4 separate regions of the Homo sapiens genome follow, and regions 1, 2 and 4 are each linked to region 3. Evidence: chromatin contacts called from ENCODE Hi-C or POLR2A ChIA-PET data. All regions are on one chromosome and are shown on one strand. Each heading gives the region's core, a stretch centred on a gene start or an enhancer-like site at or near the end of the contact. The rest is flanking DNA. Distances are from core to core; before and after follow the strand shown. Region 1 has its middle 40 kb from the start of FOXK1. Region 2 holds the start of FOXK1 (forkhead box K1). Region 3 holds the start of RADIL (Rap associating with DIL domain). Region 4 overlaps FOXK1 (forkhead box K1).

What was found. A loop is a pair of places that touch in the nucleus more often than their neighbours do. ChIA-PET counts read pairs that join two places held with the same protein, here RNA polymerase II (POLR2A). Pooled maps may share reads with other maps.
Region 1: a map of ascending aorta shows a loop between it and region 3 (10-fold over the local background). The contact joins the enhancer-like site here to the promoter of RADIL in region 3. A Hi-C loop is called at or near these places in 3 of 168 maps with a recorded cell type or tissue (ascending aorta, gastrocnemius medialis and naive thymus-derived CD4-positive, alpha-beta T cell) and 15 of 50 pooled maps.
Region 2: a map of uterus shows a loop between it and region 3 (7-fold over the local background). The contact joins the promoter of FOXK1 here to the promoter of RADIL in region 3. A Hi-C loop is called at or near these places in 4 of 168 maps with a recorded cell type or tissue (ascending aorta, heart left ventricle and uterus), 1 of 37 single-sample maps with no recorded cell type and 16 of 50 pooled maps. POLR2A ChIA-PET finds 5 or more read pairs at or near these places in 1 of 52 experiments (PC-3).
Region 4: a loop to region 3 is called in a map of ascending aorta, with 10 times the contacts of the local background. The contact joins the enhancer-like site here to the promoter of RADIL in region 3. A Hi-C loop is called at or near these places in 1 of 168 maps with a recorded cell type or tissue (ascending aorta) and 7 of 50 pooled maps. POLR2A ChIA-PET finds 5 or more read pairs at or near these places in 1 of 52 experiments (Caco-2).

What each region holds. Positions count from the first base shown.
Region 1 is chr7:4,640,453-4,643,966 of GRCh38, reverse strand. No RefSeq gene overlaps it. Among named protein-coding and RNA genes, the nearest start is that of FOXK1, 40 kb to the left of the region's middle. RefSeq lists silencers at 1,658-2,047, 2,148-2,347. Within about 2 kb of position 2,111, at least 36 of the 41 ENCODE cell types and tissues checked have a DNase peak (open chromatin) inside an H3K27ac peak, as active enhancers do; they include ascending aorta and gastrocnemius medialis, where a contact is called at or near this core.
Region 2 is chr7:4,679,860-4,683,544 of GRCh38, reverse strand. FOXK1 (forkhead box K1) reads right to left here and starts at 1,250. Exons shown (of 9, transcript NM_001037165.2): 1 at 677-1,250. The coding sequence starts at 1,236. RefSeq lists enhancers at 1-393, 1,253-1,547, 1,749-2,249 and silencers at 950-1,019, 1,170-1,539.
Region 3 is chr7:4,882,264-4,885,922 of GRCh38, reverse strand. RADIL (Rap associating with DIL domain) reads left to right here and starts at 2,207. Exons shown (of 15, transcript NM_018059.5): 1 at 2,207-2,327. RefSeq lists a silencer at 2,176-2,395 and enhancers at 2,105-2,792, 2,793-3,481, 3,211-3,505.
Region 4 is chr7:4,743,966-4,747,175 of GRCh38, reverse strand. The region is part of intron 2 of FOXK1 (forkhead box K1); the gene reads right to left. Among named protein-coding and RNA genes, the nearest start is that of AP5Z1, 30 kb to the left of the region's middle. RefSeq lists silencers at 1,724-1,773, 1,884-1,983 and an enhancer at 2,674-2,723. Within about 2 kb of position 1,960, at least 41 of the 41 ENCODE cell types and tissues checked have a DNase peak (open chromatin) inside an H3K27ac peak, as active enhancers do; they include ascending aorta, where a contact is called at or near this core.

The sequences.
Region 1 (3,514 bases), core at 862-3,361, 240 kb after region 3:
CGTGATCTCAGCTCACTGCAAGCTCCGCCTCCTGGGTTCATGCCATTCTCCTGCCTCAGCCTCCCGAGTAGCTGGGACTACAGGCGCCCGCCACCACGCCCGGCTATTTTTTTTGTATTTTTAGTAGAGACGGGGGTTTCACCGTGTTAGCCAGGATGGTCTCGATCTCCTGACCTCGTGATCCGCCAGCCTCGGCCTCCCAAAGTGCTGGGATTACAGGCGTGAGCCACCGCGCCCGGCCTACCTTCTCTTTTCTACGTTTAGATACGTAAATACTTACCATTGTGTTACAATTGCTCATAGTATTCAGCACATTAACATGCTGTTAAAGGTTTGTAGCTTAAGAGCAACAGGCTGTACCATCCAGGTTTGTGGAATTACACACTATGATGTTCACACAAGGATGAAATTGCCTAACAATGTATTTCTCAGAAGGTATCCCCTTTCCCAAGCGATGCATGACTGTATTTAAGATGCGCTGGCAGCGGTGGCTCAGACCTGTAATCCGAGCACTTTGGGAGGCTGAGGTGGGAGGATTGCTTGAGGCCAGGCGTTTGAAACCAGCCTGCGCAATACAGTGAGACTCGTTTCTACAAAAATAAAAAATAAAATAATAAAGGATATTGCTGAGCTGGGTGTGGTGACTCATGCCTGTAATCTCAGCACTTTGGGAGGCTAAGGTGGGAGGATTACTTGAAGCCAGGAGTTCGAAACCAGCCTGGGTAACATGGCAAAACCCTGTCTCCTATAAAGTACATTAATACAAAAATTAGCTGGGCATGGAGGCTCGCGCCTGTAATCCCGGCTACTCGGGAGACTGAAGCAGGAGAATCACTTGACCCCGGAGGCTGAGGCTGCAGTGAGTCATGGCTGTGCCACTGCACTCGAGCCTGGGCAACAGAGTAAGACCCTGTCTCAAGAAAAAAAAAATGTCCCTGGAGTAGATAACTTGAGGAACACTAATTTTACCGAAACAACCGACAATGGCAATGCAATTCTGAGCCTTTGCTATAAAATGGCAGAAAAAGTCAGGAGGAAGTTTGCGTATGTTATTTTTCCCTGCCACTTGCTTTTTAGTCTTTGCAAACCTTTCTCAAATCCTTTTAGAACACGGTATGACATTTCTTTCTGTTTTTAAGCAACAACTATAAGAACTACCACTGACTGAGTGCTTAGGTAACGCCCAATATATTTCACGTAGAATCTCATCAACAGGCCGGGCACCATGGCTCACGCCTGTAATCCTAGCACTTCAGGAGGCTGAGGCGGACGGATGGATTGAGCCCAGGAGTTTGAGACCAGCCTGGGTAACATAGGGAGACCCCTCTTCTCCAAAAAACAACAAACTCTCATAAATCTGTAAGAGGTGACATAGTAAAAACTCTGAAACAACACTCTTTTAATATTTTATCAATTTCCTCCCCATTCGTTTATTTATTTATGCAGCCACTGACCCAGGCATGGTCATCCCTGCTGGGGGCGGACACAGCCCGCGCCCCCAGGTTCGAGGACACCCAATGTTTAGAAAACGGACCCTGCGAATCCCACCGGCCCCACGTGGACTCTCGGAGGCTCCCTCCTCCCTTTGGAGCATTGAAGAACGCGCACAAATCCAGCTTCCACCCGTCACTCGCGCACCCGACATTGGGCAGGCGACCCCACCGCCCCGGAACATCCCGGCGCAGCCGTCGCGAGGAGGCAACCGACCCCGCCGCGCCACCGGAAGGCGCCTCGCGGCGAGTTGTGCGCACGCGCAATGTGCAACGCCGCGCCGCCAGCGGGCGCTGCGGCCAGGCTCGCGTGGTGGGGGAGGGGAGCTGCCGCGCCGGGGCCGGACCACGTGCGCACCACGTGGCGCCCCGGCAGCCCCGGTGCGCAGTAGGGCGGTCCGGCTGGCCACGCTGCGCAGCCAGCAGTCCCCGAGGGTGGCGGGGCCGGTCTCACAGCCGGCGACCCCGCGCCCGCTGACCTCTGACCTCCGACCCCACTCCCCTTAGGGTTACCCCTCGCCGGCAGCCGCGCCGTGTGTTTATAAACAGAGCTCCCGGCGGGCCCCAAAGCCCGGATCGGCGGATTCACGCGAGGGGAACGGAGCCTTCCGCAAGTCTGCGCCGGCCGCGCATGCGCCTTAAGGTTGCGCCACGCTGCTCCTCCTGCGCTTGCGCAGTGGCGGCGCAGGGCGGGCCGCGAGCAGGGCCCGGGGCGGGGCCGGGCTCTGTGGCCGGGCAGGGGAGGGGCGCGGAGAGGCGCCCTCGCCCTTCCCAGCCCTGCTCCTCGCCTTGCGGAGGGTTCACCTGCTGCGTGTCCTTGCGCAGGCCGGCCACTGGCCTCTGAGCCCGGGCTCTCGCCTGCAAAGTGGGGCCTCTGTGGGTGGTCGTGGAGGTGCAGTGGTGACCTGGATGGAGGGCGGCATCGGGCCCCGCAGTGCCCCCTTGGGCAGCTGCACCCAGCAGCTAAGAGGCCCCCTCGAGACACATCAGTCCTAGGGAGGAGCATACCATGCAGTACGATTTAGCCTTAAAATGGGTGGAGTGCAGTTTATGTTGTGTATATCTATATATCTCTAATTTAAAATTTTTACTTTTATTTTTCAGACAGGGTCTTGTTCTGTTGCCCAGGCTGGAGTGCAATGGTGGCATTACAGCTCACTGCAGTCTCCACCTCCCGGACTCAGGCGTTCCTCCTACCTCAGCCTCCCAAATAGCTGAGACCACAGGCAGGCATCACCACACCCAGCTAATTTTTTTTTTCTTTTTTGAGACGCAGTCTTGCTTTGTTGCCCAGGCTGGAGTGCAGTGGTACGATCTCGGCTGACTGCAGCCTCTGCCTCACGGGTTCAAGCGATTCTCCTGCCTCAGCCTCCTGAGGAGCTAGGATTACAGGCGTGCACTAACACGCCCAGCTAATTTTTTTGTATTTTTAGTAGAGACGGGGTTTCACCATGTTGGCCAGGCTAATCTCGAACTTCTGACCTCAGGTGATCTGCCTGCCTCGGCCTCCCAAAGTGCTGGGATTATAGGCGTAAGCCACCGTGCCTGGCTATGTTTTTTTCTATTTTTGGCAGAGATTAGGTCTTGCTATGTTGCCCAGGCTGGTCTTGAACACCTGGGCTTAAGCGATCTTCTCACCTTAGCCTCCCAAAGTTTTGGGATTACAGATGTGAGCCACCTTGCCTGACCTATATTTTTAATTTAAAAATTTTTAATTGTTAATTTTTATGGGTACATAGTAGGTGTATAGATTTATGGGACACATGAGATCTTTGTATTATAATTACATTAGGGTAAATGGGGTTTCCATCACCCCCAGCATTCATCATTTCTGTGTGATGAACATTCCAATTGCACTCTCTTGGTTATTCTAAAATGTACAGCAAATTAGTGCTGACTGTGGTCACCCTGCTGTGCTAGAAAATTCTAGATCTTACTTATGTATCTAACTATATTTTTGTACCCAGCAACCATCCCCTTTTCCTAGTCCCCCCCACTACCCTAATGTTTTGTATATTTTATCA
Region 2 (3,685 bases), core at 1-2,500, 200 kb after region 3:
CAGGCAGCAGGGACTGGGGTCAAGGTGACCTCAGTAACCCAGCTGGGTGGAGCTGGGGTGGGAGTGGCCCTGCGAGCCCAGGCTTGTGGGGTTAGCGGTCAGGGGTGACTCCGGGGGGGCCTAGGAAGTGGGGGTCGCGGTTAACCTTGCGTGTTTAGGCAGGGTAGGGACGTAGATGACCCCAGGGATCCAGGCCAGTGGGAGTTCAGAATGACCCCGGAGTCCAGGCCGATGGGAGCTGGGGAGCAGCAGGGATCTGGGTCAGGGGTCTAAGAGGCCCAGCCAGATGGGCTTGGGGTATGGGTGGCTCCAGGAGCCCAGGCCGGTGGGAGATGAGGTCAGGGGTGACCCCAGGAGCCGCAAGGTGTGGGTCAGGGCTGACCCCAGAGTCCAGGCCGGTGGGGGTCGGGGGCGACGGGGTATCCAGACCGGGGAAAGTGGAGGAGATCCTCAGGCTGGAGCCTCCAGGATCGGGGTCGGGGTGATCCTAGGGAGCCAGGAGGCGGGGGTCGGGGTTGACCCCGGAGTCCAGGCCGGTCGGGGGTTACCGGGGGTGGGCCGGGGGGTGGGGGTCGAGGCCGAGGAAGCTGGAGGGGGATCCCCAGGCCCGGGCCTCAGAGATCGAGGTCGTGGGCGAGCCCCGGGTGCGGGCGGCGGGGGTCGCGGGGCCACTCACTGCTTGGGCAGCTGCAGGGCGGGCGCGCCGCGTCTCTGGAAGGCCCCGTCCACGAAGACGCCGTTCTTGCCGAGGCAGCGCAGGTAGAAGTGCGGCTCCTGGAAGCTGAGCTGCAGGTGGCGCCGCGAGATGAAGCTGGACAGGCCCATGCTCAAGTCCACCGAGCCCTGCGACGAGTTGCGGCCGATGGTGACGCTGGGCTGGCGCATGAGGAACTCGAACTCGCGGCCCTCCAGCCGCGCCAGCGCCGGCCCCGGGCTCTGCCGTACCGAGGCGGCCGCCGCGGCCACCAGGGCCGGCGCCGCGCCCGCGACCGCGGAGTCCCCGGATACCCCGGAGGAGCCCCCGGAGGAGCCCGCGCCCGCGATCGCGCCCGGAGGCAGCGGCGGTGGCGGCGGCGGCGGCGGCCCGGGCGGAGGCTGGGGCTGCGCGGGGGCCGGCGGGGGTGCGGCCGCGGGGAAGGCGGCGGCGGCGGCTGCGGCGCACAGCACTGGGCTGCAGGGCGCCGAGCGCAGCGCGAGCAGGGCGCGGGCGCCGCTGTCCTCGCCGACTTCGGCCATGTTCGCGCGGCTCCGAGCGGCCTCCGGCGGCGGCGGCTGCAGCGGCGGCGCGGGGGGCGGGGAGGTCGGGGCGCTGGGCGGGCGCGGAAACCCGGGCCAGATCGCGCCGGCGCGGAGCGGAGCCTCCCAGCCCACCGTGCGCCTCGCCTCGCCCGCCCGCCGGTCCCGCCCAGCGTAGCCCACGTGGCGCGCGCCAGCGCGGGGCTGGGGGCGAGGCCTGTGCCGGGAGGGCCGGCGGGCCCCCGGGAGAGCTGGGCCCGGCGCACCTCGTCCCCTCCCCGCGGGGCTGCAGGCGGCGGGCGCCCTTTCCTCCATCCAGGGGGAAGAGGGGACCCCTGAAATGCCCAGCCACAAAGTTTTGAGCCTGGGTCATTGGAGAAAGGGACGGATGACCTCAGCAGTCTCCCCGCCCCAGACACTCCAGGCCCCCAACCCTAAAGTGTAAGATAGACAGAAGATAAAATATATGTGTATTATATACAATACATATGTTTATATTCTAACCTCGCTCTGTCGCCCAGGCTGCAGTGCGGTGGCAAAATCATAGCTCACTGCAGCTTCCACCTCCTGTGCCCAAGTCACCCTCCTGCCTCTGCCTCACAAGTGCCACCACGCCCAGCTAATTTTTTTACTTCTTATAGAGACAGGGTCTTGCTATGTTGGCCAGGCTGGTCTCAAACTCCTGGTCTCAAGTGATCTATCTATCTCGACCTCCCAAAGCACTGGGATTACCCGTGTGAGCCACAGTGCCAGGCCTGATCATTCTTAAGCCCTCAGATTAAAGGTCATCATACTCTACTGTAACTGAAGACCACTTGAGATCCATCCCTGAATCCCTGATCCATCCTTCCTTCCTTCTTTCCTTCCTTCCTTCCTTCCCTTCCTTCCCTTCATTCCTTCCCTTCCCTTCATTCCTTCCTTCCCTCCCTTCTTTCCTTCCTTCCTTCCTTCCCTTCCTCCCTCCCTTCCCTTCCTCTCCTTCTTTCCCTTCCCTTCCTTCCTTTCCTTCCTTCCTTCCCTCCCTCTCTTCCTTCCTCCCTCCCTTTCCTTCCTTCCTTTCCTTTCCTTCCTTCCTTTCCTTCCTTCCTTCCCTCCCTCCCTTCTTTCCTTCCTTCCTTCCCTTCCTCCCTCCCTTCCCTTCCTCTCCTTCCTTCCCTTCCCTTCCTTCCTTTCCTTCCCTTCCTTCCTTTCCTTTCCTTCCTTCCTTCCTTTCCTTCCTTCCCTCCCTCCCTTCCTCCCTCCATTTCCTTCCTTCCTTTCCTTCCTTCCTTCCTTCCTCCTTTCCTTCCTTCCTTCCTTTCTTTCTTCCCTTCCTTCCTTCCTTCTTTTTTTTTTTTTTTGAGACGGAGTTTCGCTCTTGTTGCCCAGGCTGTAGTGCAATGGCGCAATCTCGACTCAACGCAACCTCCACCCCCTGGATTCAAGCAATTCTCCTGCCTCAGCCTCCCAAGTAGCTGGGATTACAGTCATGTACCACCAGGCCCGGCTCATTTTGTATTTTTTTAGTAGAGATGGGGTTTCTCCGTGTTGGTCAGACTAGTCCTGAAAACCCGACCTCAGGTGATCTGCCCGCCTCAGCCTCCCAAAGTCCTGGGATTACAGGCGGGAGCCACCGTGCCCGGCCGCCTGCCTGCCTTCCTTCCTTCCTTCCTTCCTTCCTTCCTTCCTTCCTTCCTTCCTTCCTTCCTTTCTTTCCCTCCCTCCCTCCCTTCCTTCCTTCTCTCTCTTTCTTGTCTTTTTCTTTTGAGACAGGGTCTCACTCTGTCACCCAGGCTGGAGTGCAGTGGTACAATCATAGCTCACTGCAGCCTCAACCTTCAGGGCTCAGGTGATTTTCCCACCTCACCCTCCCAAGTAGCTGGGACTATGAGCCACCATGCCCGACTAATTTTTAATTTTTTTTTTTTTTAAGGCAGAGTCTTAATCTGTCACCCAGGCTGGAGTGTAATGGTGCAGTCTCGGCTCACTGCAACCGATTCTCCTGCCTCAGCCTCCCAAGTCGCTGGGATTACAGGCATCTGCCACCACACCCAGCTAATTTTTGTATTTTTAGTAGAGACGGGGTTTCAACCATGTTGGTGAAGCTGGTCTCAAACTCCTGACCTCAGGTGATCCACCTGCCTCGACCTCCTAAAGTGCTGGGGCTGCAGGCGGGAGCCGCCTCACCTGGCCTTTTTCAATTTTTTTATAGAGACAGGGTCTCATTATATTGCCCAAGTTGGTGTTCAACTTTGGGGCTCAAGCAGTCTGCCACCTCAGCCTCCCCAAATGCTGGGTTACAGGCGTGAGCCACCACGCCCAGCCTATCTCTCTTTCTTTCTGGAGCCCTTCACTCATTCAATATGCTAGATCCAGCTAAGACAGATCTGAGAGAATGCCCCAGAGAGAAATCTTAGCTGAAAACAGGGAGTGGCAAACGTGGGCATCATTGGGATCCCTTTCGGACTTC
Region 3 (3,659 bases), core at 958-3,457:
TTGGACTTCCAGCCTCCAGAGCTGCCAGATAAAACATTTCCGTTTTTCGAGCCACCTGATCTGGCATTTTTTAATAGCAGCTCAGCTAATCTAATACAGTTGGAAAAGGTGTTTGAAGGTCAAGGGACCGGCCTGAGGGAAGATCTCGAGGCATGAAACAGCATATTCATACCAAAAAGTCAGCATTTCTAGATCAAGAAGCAATCTGAAAAGTTTCTCTATAAAGGGCCAGGTCATATTTTAGATATTTGGGGCTGTAAAATCCTGGTTGCAGGAAAGCAGTCGTAGATAATATCTAAACAAATGAGGGTAGCTGTGTTTGAATAAAACTTTATTTACAAAAACAGAAGGCAGCCCAGATCTGGCCCATGGGTTGTAGTTATCCGACCCCTGTGGAAGAAGGATGTGGGGACTGTGGGAGATGGGCCAGGAGCAGGGTGAGGAATATCTCAGGAGGAAAACCCAGGCCTGAACCCAGGCTCTCCTTCAGCTCTGACCATTGTCTCTTCATGCGCACCTGAATGAAATATTCAAGCACGTCATTCCTTTCAAGCATCCCTTCCTGGGGTAGGCGAGGAGGTTGGTGTGTATACAGAGGGTCCTGTATTCCTGGCTCAGTTCTTGTCTCTACCTCCAGCAGCCTGACCTCTCTGCGTCTCTATTTTCTCATCTGAAAAATGGGAGTATTACTGAACAAAAGGGTTCTGCGCTTGCTCTGCTAGAAGCCAATCTTGATCAGGTGCAGAGGTTCATGCCTGTAATTCCAGCACTTTGGGAGACTGAGGTGGGTGGATCACCTGATGTTAGGATTTCAAAACCAGCCTGGTCAACATGGCAAAACCCCGTCTCTACTAAAAATACAAAAATTAGGTGGGCGTGGTGGTAGGTGCCTGTTAACCTTAGCTACTCGGGAGGCTGAGGCAGGAGAATCGCTTGAACCTGGGAGGTGGTGGTTGCAGTGAGCTGAGATCACACCACTGCACTCCAGCTAGGGCAATAGAATAAGACTCTGTCTCCAAAAAAAAAAAAAAAAAAAAAAAAAAAAAAAGCCAATCTTACTGCATTAAGTTTTTGAGACAAAAGCTTTTTTTGTCCGTATTGTGAGTTGATCAATAAGGAGACAGGAGCCTGGCTCAAATCTGTCTCTCTGTGTTGACTTTGAGGCACTATTTTTTATTAGAAAAGGTTTAGGAGGTGGACTTTAGGATTAGCAGGTGATAGGTGGAGGAAAGGGGAGGCCTGGAATGTCTCAGACATCTCTGTCTCACAAGAATTGATGTGAGCATTAAGTGAGGTGACCTAGGTAAAGTTGCCTAGGGCCTGGCACACAGGTGGTCAATAAATGTCTGTTCCCACACTCATCAATGTCTGCTCCGACCTCCATCGCGAATATGGGGTCATGACTACGGAAATCATACCACGATAGCTGTCCACAAAAAGGTTCACTCCCGAGGCCCACATTCTGCATATTGATATTCCGAACCACCTGAATCTCCCAGGTCTAGCCCACATTCCTCAAAGGGAAAACCCCAGCCAAAGTGCCGAGGTCACGAGCTGCTTTTTAAACAAGTCCCCAGGGAGAGCAGTTGGGGCCAGAGCCCCAGAGCTGACCTGGTCATTTTTTTGCATAATTGTAAGCAGGAATGCCATGACCTGATTTGTCTTTTAAAACTCTGGGTGGGAGACAGATGGTAGGGGAGAGGAAATTCCTCCCTTGTTCCTTTTCGATGTCTTAGAAGATGTTTATTAATTGGGGGCACAGCTCTACCCTCCCCTACACCCACTCACTGGGCTACTAGAAGGTGCTGTCTCGAAATAGCCCACCCAACCGCAGGAGCCCAGAGCCCACAAGCAGCTCAGGGACTTAGAACTGGTCCCACCCTTCCTCCGGGGACCCCCCCTCCTTAAGCTGCAGTCTGTGGGTGGGCTGCAAGTCCCGCCTCTCCACAACCAGCCCCACCCCTTTCTTCAAAACCCCGCCTCTCCGGTGAGGCCCCGCCCCCTCGAGGCTGCATCCCCGTCCATTGGGCGGCCGGCAGGAGGCGCCAGAGCACAGCCCGCCTTTTCTAGCAGGTTGGCCCCGCCCCTCTCCTGGAGACCCCGCCTCCTCGAGGCTTTCTTTCTGCCTATTGGGCGCCGAGGCCCAGCTCCAGCCCACCTGTTCTCCCCCGCCCCACCCTTTGTGGCCCCGTCCCCTTGAGGCCCCGCCCCGCCCGTTGCGCCGCCGGCAGGAGGCGCCGCGGCACGCGCGGGTCTGGGCGCCGGCCCCAGCCAACGGCGGGTGGGAGCAGCGCGGGAACGTGGCGGCGCGGCGGGTTGTGCCGGAGGTGAGTGTGGGGTGCGCGAGGAGTGACTGCGGAACCGGGGGTGGCTCGTAAGGGGCGCTGCTCGGCCGCTGCCGGGGACCTGGGGCGCGGAGGCCGCGGGGCGCGCTCGGGGACACTCCCGGCCGCTGGTCGGGGCGCGGAGGGCAGGTTTGCCCAGTTGCCATGGGAACCGACTGGCTGTCGGGCCCCGGCCTGGACCGGGGGGCGGTACCCGGAGGCCGGCTAGCGCGGGCAAGGGCGGCCCAGCCTGCGGGGATCCGGGGGTCCGCGCTGCCGACCCCCGAGAGCTCCTGAGCCTGGCTGTCCGCGTGGGCCCCGGACCCCCAACTCCAGGGGACTCTCGGCCCTCAGTTTTCCCGGCTGTGCCCTGGAGGGGGAGCTTCGTCCGGGGCGCGCAGCGGGGGAGCGGGGCGCAGCGGGGGAGCGGGGCGCAGGGTTCCGCGCGCTCTCCCACCTGGGCCGGCGAGACGTCCCCTGCACATACCCCGTCCCGGTTGCAGCCCGATCCCCACTCGTGCGCCAGCTCAAAGCATTGTTTCCCGGCTATTTATGTACCATTTCCAGCCCCTCGACAAATACTGCATCCAAGATAACAGATGCTGAGCCGAGCTCCTGGGGCCTCGCAGGAGGAGCCTGTTGGTGGGGTTGGCAGGGCCCTGGCGGGGCTGCGGACCATCCTGCCCTGCCCTGTCGCCTGTCAAGTGTTTGGCTAATCTGAATTGCACAGAAGAATCTGATTGCTCGTGTCCCGCGGTTAATATAGGCCACCTCTTGTGCATTCCAGACAGGAACCAGTCTTGAAAGTCCCTTTTGCTGGGGGGCAAGTCGGTCTCCTCTCCAGCAGCTAGCAGGTCAGAATTAAATCTGATTGAATTATGTTTGCATTTGAAAGCGTGGCTCGGGCTGGGGCTGTAAAGATAGGATTCATGGAAGGAGGGGAGAGAGCTGAGTGTGTAAAGTCTGCGCTTCGTTTTCCCTCCTGCTGGAAATGATAATGGGTTCCACATTGTCCTGTTGGAGCAGAGAGGTCGCTCCACCCATGTCGTCAGCGCAGCACTGACCTCACTCCCTGTACTCGCCGCTGGGACTTGAGCTTGTTTTTCATCAGAAACTGGACCCTTCCTTGAGAACAAGAGAAAACATTCTCTAAGAGCAGCACCAGCCAGCGCCCCACACCCTCGCTGTCCGAGCCCTGCGCTTTCCCCAAGTATTTGTGTCACAGAGGAGCGAATGGGGCAGAAGAGGCCGGTCGCACTTCCAGAAAAACAGATCTTGTTACCCAGGGCGTGCTCCGCCCGGTCGGATTTTCCTGCACTCCCCTTGGCCTTTTAA
Region 4 (3,210 bases), core at 711-3,210, 140 kb after region 3:
GAAGTCGGGCGCTAGGACCCTCCGAGATTACAGGAAACGCGGGCGTGGGGATGTCCTTTCAACAGATTCGGACAAACACAAGGACTTCCCTACCAAGCTTCATTCCGAACTCCCAACACTTTAGCGCCAAAGTTGCCCCTCGAAGGGATCTAGGCAGGAGGGAAAAATAAAAGGAAGACAGAAAGTCCCAACCTTCCCATGTGGAGGAAACAATAGTTACTTCCCCAGAGTTCTCAGCTGGGAAAAGACATAAGAGGGTGTGGTGGGGTGGGGAGGGGCAGCAAGGCCTACAGGGACAGGGACAGGCAGACAAGGGAAGAGGGACCCTCACTGGATTTGCAAATGCTGGCACAGCCAGCCCAGATCAGCCAGGCAGGATTCCCGCTAGGGGTGATTCACACATTCGCACCACAATCCTCCTGCAGCCCTGCTGAAAACACACGGAAGGCTGCAGCCACAAACTTGTGTTTTTTAATTATTAATTTTTTGAGACAGGGTCTTGCTCTGTTGCCCAGGTTGGAGTGCAGTGGTGACATCATAGCTCGCCACAGCCTCCAACTGCTGGGCTCAAGCGATCCTCCTGCCTCAGCCTCCCGAGTAGCTGGGTCTAAAGACATGAGCCACTGCACCTGGCTAATTAGCAAAAAAATTTTTTTTTTTAGAGATGGGGGTCTCACTATGCTGCCCAGGCTTGTCTGGAACTCCTGGCCTCAAGCAATCCTCCTGCCTCAGCTTCCCAAAGTGCGTCACCACACCCAGCCAACCAGAAACTTTGAAAGAGATGAATCACCCTGCAGGAAGCTACCAAAGTTGTCAGAAAAAGGAGAGTATTTCTAACGTAGATCCAATAACCTCCAAACTCAAAAGACCTCTAACTTTACAAAACAACATAAACCAAGTTAGGACTGAATGTTATCTAGCAATAAGACAGAACTGTTTAAAAATCATGATTAAAAGGGAAAGATTTTGAAGTCAGTTGCTGCATTTTTACTGTATATTTACATACTGCTGACCTTCGCCGAATTGTACGAGTTACTTTCATTTTTGATCTCCACGTTGGAGAAATCAGGAAGAGCCTTAAGAGAAACAGCTCTTGAAGTCTTGCCCTCATGAGCAAAAACAGTCACTCTGTGCAATGTCCTTTCACTGAATTTCAGCAGTTTTCTTAAAACTCTACCTCTAAGGAACACTTTTTAGACTGGTGTCTGTCTGATGGAACCTAGAAAATGATTAACTACTTGAATTCTTTCATTAAATACTTTAATTCCTTCCTAAAAACACTTTTTTTTTTGAGATGGAGTCTCGCTCTGCCGCCCAGTCTGGAGTGGTGCAATCTTGGTTCACTGCAACCTCTGCCTCCTAGGTTCAAGCAATTCTCCTGCCTCAGCCTCCCAAGTAGCTTGGATTACACACCTGGCTCATTTTTGTATTTTCAGTAGAGATGGGGTTTCACAATGTTGACCAGGCTGGTCTCGAACTCCTGACCTCAGGTGATCCGCCTGCCTCAGCCTCCCAAAGTGCTGGGATTACAGGCCTGAGCCACCGGGCGCCTGGCCTGTAAAAATCCTTCTTTGCAAAAAGGAAAGAAAAGGTCAAACTTCTGCTAAAGATAGCAGAATTTATTTCAAAGAGAGTTCATTCATTTTCTGGGTGGAGTACTTCAGGGCAGAAAAAAATAAATCAGAAACACACACACACACACAAAACCACACACCCACACCCATACCCACCCACCCTGGGAAAAGGAGCGAGGGCCTGCGAGAAACGGAAAGGAAGGACGCAGGGTGGCGCGGGGGGCGGGGGCAGGGGCAGCTGATCAGGGAGGCTCCCCCAGGAAAAAGCCGCTCCCAAGCCACTCCCGACTCCTGGGAATGAGGGGCCCTGGGCGAGCCCGGCCTACACCGAGCCAGCCACTCCACGGCCAATGAGGACTGGCGAGGCGAATGCACACCAAATTAGGAAGGCAGGCACCGCGGGGGCGGGGCGGCACTGGGAGGGGACAGCCTTGCAGGCAGCCAGCTCTTCTGGCCTGGCCCCGCTCCCACCTCCCGATCTGTTAGGGAGCGCAGCCAGAGAGGAGGAGAGTGGGGAGGTGGCAGGGAAGGGCAGGGAGTGTTTGTAAACACGCCGGCTCCACCCTACAGCAGAAACTCAAACTGAAAAGTATCTTGGCAGGGAAAACCTCAAGGGCCTCTGAGGTTTCTAAACACTCAATTGAATTCCAGGGTGCTAAGATAAACGGATGTAAACAGAGAGGCTTTTATTGTAACAATGGAAGGCCAAAAAGCCAGACAGCCAGTCCCTAACTTACTACTTTCTCCGCACAGAATTCTCCCCAACAAGAATCCGGTCTTTGCACAGGGCGGTTTCAAAGAACAGGACTGGGCGGAAGGAGGGGAAAGGGGTGGCCCCCCACCTTCCTGGCTCCCGCAGCAAGAGCAGGGCAGGTGCAGGCCCAGGGAGCTGCTCGCACCCCCTGACGGGGACTCGCAGTCACAGGAGGCCGCCACCCAGCTTCTCAGAACAGCTCCAGCTGCAAGAGCTTCAGGTGCTCAGTACACAATTTCTTTACTCCCAGCTATAAAAAAGAATGAAATCTTGACCTGGGCAGCAACGCGATGGAGCTGGAGGCGCTTATCCCAAGTGAACCAACTCAGAAACAATACCGCACAGCGCCTGCTCTTGCTTACAAGCAGTGGCTGAACAGTGGGTACCCGGGAACAGGAAGATCGAAACAATGAGAAACTGGGACTCCTAAGCAGGGAGGCGGGAGAGGGCGAGGGGTGAAAGATGACCTACGGGGTACGCGGTTCACCCTTTAGGTAACGGGAACCCCAGAAGCGCAATCCCCACCAGTAATATACCCATGTCACAAATATGCACGTGTACCCCCTGAAGCTAAGATAAAATAAAAATAAACAGTATTTTCCCTGCCGTAATTTAAAACACAGGTATCACTTAACTCCTTCGCAAACCACAACCTCTCTTGTAATAAAAGCGACTTTACTATGCAAATTTGGATTAACACTGGGAAATAGTTTTATTTTTTTAAGCCCCCTCCCGGAGCAAACCAAAACATTTTTCTTTCTTTCAATACGGTGAAACCCCATCTCTACTAAAAACACACAAAAATTAGCCGGGCGTGGTGGCATGTGCCTGTATTCCCACCTACTCTCAAGGCTGAGACAGGGGAATTGCTTGAACCAGGGA